2 separate regions of the Homo sapiens genome follow, and region 2 is linked to region 1. Evidence: read pairs that join two places in POLR2A ChIA-PET (ENCODE). Cell type or tissue: MCF 10A. All regions are shown on one strand.

Region 1 (4,000 bases):
TGCTCAGTCAAGTCACAAGAAAAAAACCACAGGTGATTATTACTATAGTCCAAAAGCCGGCCTTTTCTAATTTGATGTATGGACACATTTTGTATGACATTTAGGAAAATGAGGCGTAAGTGGCTCCAAATGAAATTCGGTCATATATAATTACCACATAGCAAAAGGAATGTAATTCAAAACTATTAAATAAAAAAATTGTCCACATTTGAGAGTTAAAGATCTTCCACTAAGGATAAATCTTCTTTAAAAATATGGTTATTGTGGCCTAGGGGTCTCACTTACACCTCAACAAAGGTAAGTACAATGAAAAGTTCATTTTAACGTCACATTTTATCATGCCCTTGACTGCATTAATATTTCTAATAGCTCATCTCTCTCATTTGAACCCTTCAAGCCTTGGACCACTTGGGGGTTTTTGTTTTATTTACCTCATATCGTTGGAGAGAGTAGTATTTTAGTGATATATAATAATGTCTCAGGCCAGGCGCAGTGGCTCACACCTATAATCCCAGCACTTTGGGAGGCCAAGGTGGGCAGATCACCTGAGGTCAGGAGTTTGAGACCAGCCTAGACAACATGGTGAAACCCCATCTGTACTAAAAATGCAAAAAACATCAGCCTGGTGTGGTGGCACGCATCTGTAGTCCCAGGTACTCAGGAGGCTGAGGCAGGAGAATCGCTTGAACCGCGAGGTGGAGGTTGCAGTGAGCTGAGATCACGCCACTGCACTCCAGCCTGGGTGACAGAGTGAGACTCTGTCCTAAAATAATAATAAAAATGTCCCACTTCCCATTTTCTAGTCTCTCTCTGTTATTGTCAACCCTTTATCTGCAGATGCTTCGACACAGCTATTTTTTCTACAATGAAGAAGAAGCTAATACTATCCTGACATTCTGAAAAAAGAATAATCTCAAAATATACAAACTTTTCTCATAGCTTAAAAGATAACATGAAAAAAATATGTCTCTTCAAGTGACTTTTTGAAATATGTTCACTGGGTATCATATTTTCACATCTTTAACAGTACCTAGCCACCTAACCTACAGAAGTGGAAGCATGGGACCTTCCGACATTCTCTTGCTCCTTGCAGCCCTCAACCTACAAGGAGTGAGTAGTGGGATGGGGAACTTCTATAAAGGCCCCTCAGAACTGGGCACAAACAGGACCAAAGGACCAAAATGGTACTAAAAGGCTGGAGGTAGAGCCAGAGACAGGAGATGCAAACAGAGGTGCCATGTCCAGGATGCAGGAGAGTCCCAGCAGGCATGGAAATGGACTTCACAATGTGGGAGGTTAGACATAAAACCCCATGAGAACCTTCCTAGGGGGCAAGTCAAGAAGCAGAATCAGAGGCCTGTGATCTCCACACTCTGTTTCTTTCTTTTTTTTTTTTTTTTGAGACAGAGTCTGGCTCTGTCGCCAGGCTGGGGTGCAGTGGCGTGATCTCGGCTCACTGCAACCTCCACCTCCTGGTTCAAGCGATTCTCCTGCCTCAGCCTCCCAAGTAGCTGGGACTACAGGCACCCGCCACCACATCCAGCTAATTTTGGTATTTTTAGTAGAGATGAGGTTTCACCATGTTGGCCAGGATGGTCTCACACTCCTGACCTCAAATGATTCACCTGCCTTGGCCTCCGAAAGTGCTGAGATGACCTGGTGATTCACCTGCCTCAGCCTCCCAAAGTGCTGGGATTACAGGTGTGAGCCACTGTGCCTGGCCTCTTTTTTTTTTTTTTTTTTTGAGATGGAGTCTCGCTGTGTTGCCCGGGCTGGAGTACAGTGGCATGATTTCAGCTCACTGCAACCTCCACCTCCCAGGTTCAAGCAATTCTCCTGCCTCAACCGCCCAAAGAGCTGGGATTACAGGCATGCACCACCACACCTGGCTAATTTTTGTATTTTTAGTAGAGGCAGGGTTTCACCATGTCAGCCAGGCTGGTCTCAAAACTCCTGACCTCAAATGATTCACTCGCCTCGGCTTCCCAAAGTACTGAGATTACAGGCGTGAGCCACCATGCCCTGCCAGACACACCCTGTTTCTTTCTTTCTTTCTTTCTTTCTTTTTTTTGAGACAGAGTCTTGCTCTGTCACCCAGGCTGGAGTGCAGTGGCGCGATGTCAGCTCACTGAAACCTCTGTCTCCCGGGTTCAAGCAATTCTCTGCCTCAGCCTCCTGAGTAGCTGGGATTACAGGCACCTGCCACCACGCCTGGCTAATTTTTTGTATTTTTAGTAGAGACAGGGTTTCACCATCTTGGCCAGGCTTGTCCTGAACTCCTGACCTCGTGATCCACCCTCCTGGGCCCCCCAAAGCGCTGGGACTACTGGCGTGAGCCACCACACCCGGCCAGACACACCCTGTTTCTTGTATGAGTTCTGTATTTTTGTGTGCCACACAAGGTTGCTTTGCATTTGGTAGTACCAGAGGTTTAGGTTGGCACCCCCTCAGATGATGACTGAACAGCTCATTGGCACAGAAACCTGGGTGGTACTCTGGGAAGGATGCCAATGGACACTCAAACAATACTCCTGCTGATTTTTTTCAGCCTACTTGCCTGACACTTAACAGTCAGCAGCCCCACTTGACCAGTGTAATGGTTAAAAGCAAGGAGCCACTTTTATGGGTTTGAATCCTGACTCTGCCACTTAACAAGTTGCATGATCTTGGGCAGGTTACTTAATCACTCTGTTTCCCTATATGCAAAACGGGGATAATAATAGCACCTATTCCACAGTGGTGTGGAGATTGCATAAGTTAATACAAGCGAAGATCCTACAAGGCCTGAAACATAGTAAGCACTCAATAAATATAAATACTAGATATTATTGTTGTTTCCACTCTTTTGGAACCTTCCACCTAATTTTTCCTGCCTCCCCAGGATCCTCCAAATTCCTTACTCACATTTCTTTACCACTGTAGACCAAAAGTCCTTATTCTCTCATGTTACCTTACAGTAGCCCTCGAGTTCCTGACAGAAGAGCCTGATTACTTTACAAAAAAAGCCAACCCATCTCATAAACTATAAAACAAAAAAAGATAAATTGGTTTTATCAAACTTAAAGTATTCAAAGGATACTGTTAAGAAAACGACAAGATGAGTCACAGATTGTGAGAAAAAAATCAAAATCTGTATATCTGACAAAGAACTTGTGTTTAGAATATATAATGAACTCTTGTCCTCAGTAACAAAAGACAACTTTTAAACTCAACTTCTAAAAATGGGCAAAAGATATAAATAGGCATTTTGCAACAGATATATAAATGACTAACAAGCAACTGAACAGAGCTCAACATCATTAGTCAACATGGAAATGTAAATTAAAACCACATTGAGAGGCTGGGCACGGTGGCTCACGCCTGTAATGCTGACACTTTGGAAGACCAAGGTGGGCGGATCACTTGAGGCCAGGAGTTCGAAACCACCCTGGCCAACATGGTGAAACCCTGTCTCTACTAAAAATGCAAAAACAGGTAGCCAGGCGTGGTGGCGGGCACCTGTAATCCCAGCTACTCGGAAGGCTGAGGCAAGAGAATTGCTTGAACCCAGGAGGCAGAGGCTGCAGTGAGCAGAGATCACGCCATTGCACTCCAGCCTGGGCAACAAGAGCGAAACTCCATCTTAAAAAAAACAAAACAAAACACACACACACACGCACTGAGAGACTGCCTCTCAATACCCTCTAGACTGGCAAAAATAAAAAAGATTGATAATACCAAGTGTGACGAGGACATAGAAGAACTGGAACTCTCATACACTGCTGGTGGGTGTGTAAAATGGTACAATCACATTGGAAAATAGTTTGGCAGTTTCTTATAAAGTTAAACATAAACTTATCATACAACCACATAATTCCACTGTCAGTATTCTACTTAAGAGAAAAATATGTCTACCCAAGGAAGTCTAGTCAAATTTTCATAGCAAGTTTATTTATAATAGCCCAAAGCTATTATAAATATAATAGCCCATTCAAATGCCATTAACAGGAAAATGGATAAA
Region 2 (4,000 bases), 900 kb before region 1:
ATCACACAGAAACCAAAACTAAAAATACAATGCCATTTACCATTGCTAAAAAATAAATTCTTAGGTATAATTCTAACAAAATATGTATAGGACTTGTATGCTTAAAACTGCAGAAGCTGATGAAAGAAATAAAAAAATCTAAATAAATGGAGATATATGATATTCATGGATTGGAAGTCTCAACATAGCTAAGATGCCAATTCTCCCCAAATTGATATGCAGACTTAATACAACTCTATCAAAGTTCAAGCAACATTTTTTCTTTGTAGTATAGGCAGGATAATTCTAAAATTTATATAGAAATATGAAGGACCTAAAATAACTAAAACAATAATCAAGAAGTAGAAGAAAGTGGGAAGAATCAGTCTATCTGATTTCAAGATATTATATAACTGTGTGGTATTGGCAGAGGGGTAGCCACATAGAGCAATGGAACTGAAGAAAAGATCCAGAAATAGACCAAAACAATTATGACCAACTGATTTTTGACAAAGGTGCAAAAGCAATTCAATGGAAGAAGGATAATTCTTCAAGAAAGGTGCTGGAATAATCAGATATCTATAGTCAAAACTATGGACCTCAACTTAAGCCTTACACTGTATACAAAAAAAATTTAACTCAGAATGGATCATAAATATAAATATAACACATAAACTATAAAACTTTTAGAAGAAATTATAGAAGAAAATCATCAGGACATAGGACTTGATGAGAGTAATTTGATATGACAACAAAAATGATTTATTAAAGAAAAATATCAAAAACTTGACCTAATCAAAATTAGAAATGAGATCCAGCAATCCCATTTCTGGGTATTTACCCAAAAGATTTAAACCCAGTTAGTCAGAAATGTCTGCACTCCCATGTTCATTGTAGCACTATTTACAATAGCCAAGTTCCGGGATCAACCTACATGTCAATCCACCAGATGGCTGGATAAGGAAAATGTGGTATATACACACAATGAAATACTATTCAGCCTTAAAAAAGAAGACAATTCTGTCATTAGCAACCACATGGATGAAACTGGAGAACATCATGATAAGTGAAATAAGCCAGGCATAGAAAGACAAATACTGCACATTCTCATCTGTATGTGGAACCTAAGGCAATTAAACTCATAGAAGCAGAGAGTGGAATGGTAGTTACAGAGGCCAGGGGTTGTGGGGAGTGGAGAGATGCTGGTCAAAGAGTACAACATCTTAGATGGGAGGAGTAAGATTTTAAAAAAAAAAAAATCTATTGCATAGCATAGCATGGTGCATATAGTTAATAATAGAGTTTTGTACATTTCAAAATTGCTAAGACAGTAAATTTCAAATGTTCTAACCATAAAAAATGATAAGCATTTTGGGTGATGGATATGTTAATTAGCTTGATTTAATTATTCTCTAGTGTATTCATAAATCATAACATCAATTTGTGCCCCATAAATATGTACAATTATAAATTGTCAGTTTACAAGAAAATAAAATAAAGTAACCAAAAAGATTTAAAATGACCTTGCCAAGAGGATAAAAAGAGAGTAAGCTACAGACTGGGAGAAAACATTTGTAAACCACAAATATTTGACAAAAGATTCATATGTAGAATATATTAAAAAACTCTCAAAACTCAACAACAAAACAACAAACAATACAATTAGAAAATGAGCAAAAAACCATGAGGAGACAATTCACTGAAGAGGACACATGGATGGCAAATGTGCACATGAAAAGATGTTCAGAGTCATGAGGTGTTAGGGAAATGCAAATTAAGACCATGATAGCTATCACTTCACACCTACTAGAAGAGCTAAAATAAAAAACAGTCACAACACCAAATGCTGGTGAGGATGTGGAGAACCTGGGTCTCTCACCATTGCTAGTGAAATGTAAAAAGGGATGACTACCCTGGAAAAAAGAGATTGGCAGTTTCTTACAAAACTAAACATGAACTTGCCCTACAACCCAGAAATCCCACTCCTGGACATTTATCCCAGAAAAATAAAAATGTATGTCCACACAAAAACTTGTACAGAAATGCTTACAGCAGCTTAATTGCAGTAGCCAATAAGTAGAAACAACCAGGATGTCCTTCAATAGGTGAGTGGCTAAACTAACTGTGATACAGCCATACTATGGAATCATACTTGGCAATCAATAGAAATGGACTACTGAGACACATGGCAACCTGCATAGACTTCACGGGTACTATGCTGAATGAAAAAAGCCAGTCTCAAAAGCCAATCTTGTAGATACGATTCCATTTACATAACACTCTAACCATGACAAAATTTAGAGATGAAAAACAGATTAGTGATTGTCAGGGTTTAGAAACTGTGGGGACAGCAGGAGAGAAATCTTTGTAGTGATGAAACAGTTGATTGCAGAGGGGAATCACATGAATCTATACACATGCCAGGAGGGTATAGAATTGTACACACACATTGTACTAATGCCAGTTTCCTGGTTTTTTGTTTTGTTTTGTTTCTGAGATAGAATCTTGCTCTGTCACCCAGGCTGGAGTACAGTGGCATGATCTCAGCTCACTGCAACCTCTGCCCCCCAGGTTCAAGTGGTTCTCCTGCCTCAGCCTCCTGCCCCCCAGGTTCAAGTGGTTCTCCTGCCTCAGCCTCCCGCCTCCCAAGTAGCTGGGATTACAGGTGCCCAGCACCACACCCAGCTAATTTTTGTATTTTTAGTAGAGATAGGGTTTCACCATGTTGGCCAGGCTGGTCTTGAGCTCTTGACCTCAGGTGATCCACCCACTTCAGCCTCCCAAAGTGCTGGGATTACTGGCTTGAGCCACCACACCCAGCCAGTTTCCTGGTTTTGTTATTGTACTGCAGTCATGTAAATGAGACCCTTAGGGGAAGCTGGATGAAGGATATACTGACCCCTTTCTACTCTTATTGCAACTTCCTGTGAATCTATAATTATTTTAAAATAAAAAGTTAAAAATATACATATGTATTAGAAAAAACTGTTCTGATCTATCATAAATGTTTTGTAATCTACTGTTTGTGCCTTTAGTGCCTTGGCATTAAAAGATTGATTAAAATTTTATCTTATAAATTTAAATTTATAACATTTAAAAATTATGGATTACAGATAGATTATATTGCTGTTATCCAGTGTGTTAAAATTGGTTAACACATTGAAAAATTCATTACTTTTAAAAAAGTTATTTTATTTTTATTATTTATTTATTTAGTTTGAAACATTTTTATTTTAATTTTCATGGGTACATAGTAGCTGCATATATTTAATGGGGTACATGATATATTTTGATACAGACATAAAAAAATTCATTATTTTTAAAGGATAGTTTTCAAAGCTATTATTTGTATTTAGTGATATAATAAATGGACATAGTTTAAAAAGTTAGTATCTCACCTCTTCCTATGTCCTGAAATCCATTCACTAGAGGCAACTACCCTCAACTCCTCTGAATTTTCTTCCTTGTATTTACCATGTCCCTAAATGATATGTTTATATGGATATCGTTTTATTCATCAACAATTGATATTATTGGTTTATATTTTGTCATAGTAGATATGAACTTAACTCTCCCACAGCTTTCCCACTGCTAACCTCTGCCTACCATAGTTTTCTCACATTTTGGTCATTTTATTCACTGGTGTATACAGTATTATATGTGTTCAAATATTGCTTCACGATAAACGAAGAGTCCACTCATACAATGTTTTGACGCTGTTTAACTCTTTGTCCTGGAGTTCATAGCTGCCTTGCCTTTGATGTGTCTGCTTTTCTCTGCACCTGTGGCTACACGTTTTCCCATATGCTCCCTTCCTGGTTACTCTTTAGGCCAACTGTATGCATTTTCCTGAGATTCCCCTTCATGGCTGTCCTGTGTTGGAACCCCTGCTTCCTGGAAGCTGTGTCTTTCTCTTTCTTGTTTTACATTTGCTACCTAAAGAAAGGGTGTGTGGGAGACAGAACATTTGAATCTTTGGATGTCTGAGAGTGTCTTGGATCTGCTATCCCTCTTGATTGAT

Evidence for each region. Peaks named below come from ENCODE experiments on the same cell type or tissue, not always from the same donor. Only the 100,000 strongest peaks of a DNase experiment are listed, where the experiment ranks them.
Region 2: POLR2A ChIA-PET joins it to region 1 with 5 read pairs; 2 of 35 experiments call an interaction of 5 or more read pairs at or near these places.

What each region holds. Positions count from the first base shown.
Region 1 is chr15:80,007,905-80,011,904 of GRCh38, forward strand. No RefSeq gene overlaps it. Among named protein-coding and RNA genes, the nearest start is that of BCL2A1, 39 kb to the left of the region's middle. RefSeq lists enhancers at 229-398, 2,361-2,420. In MCF 10A, no CTCF peak of the experiment used is centred here; DNase peaks (open chromatin) are centred at 1,967, 2,467 and 3,327.
Region 2 is chr15:79,108,772-79,112,771 of GRCh38, forward strand. No RefSeq gene overlaps it. Among named protein-coding and RNA genes, the nearest start is that of RASGRF1, 20 kb to the left of the region's middle. In MCF 10A, no CTCF peak of the experiment used is centred here; no DNase peak of the experiment used is centred here.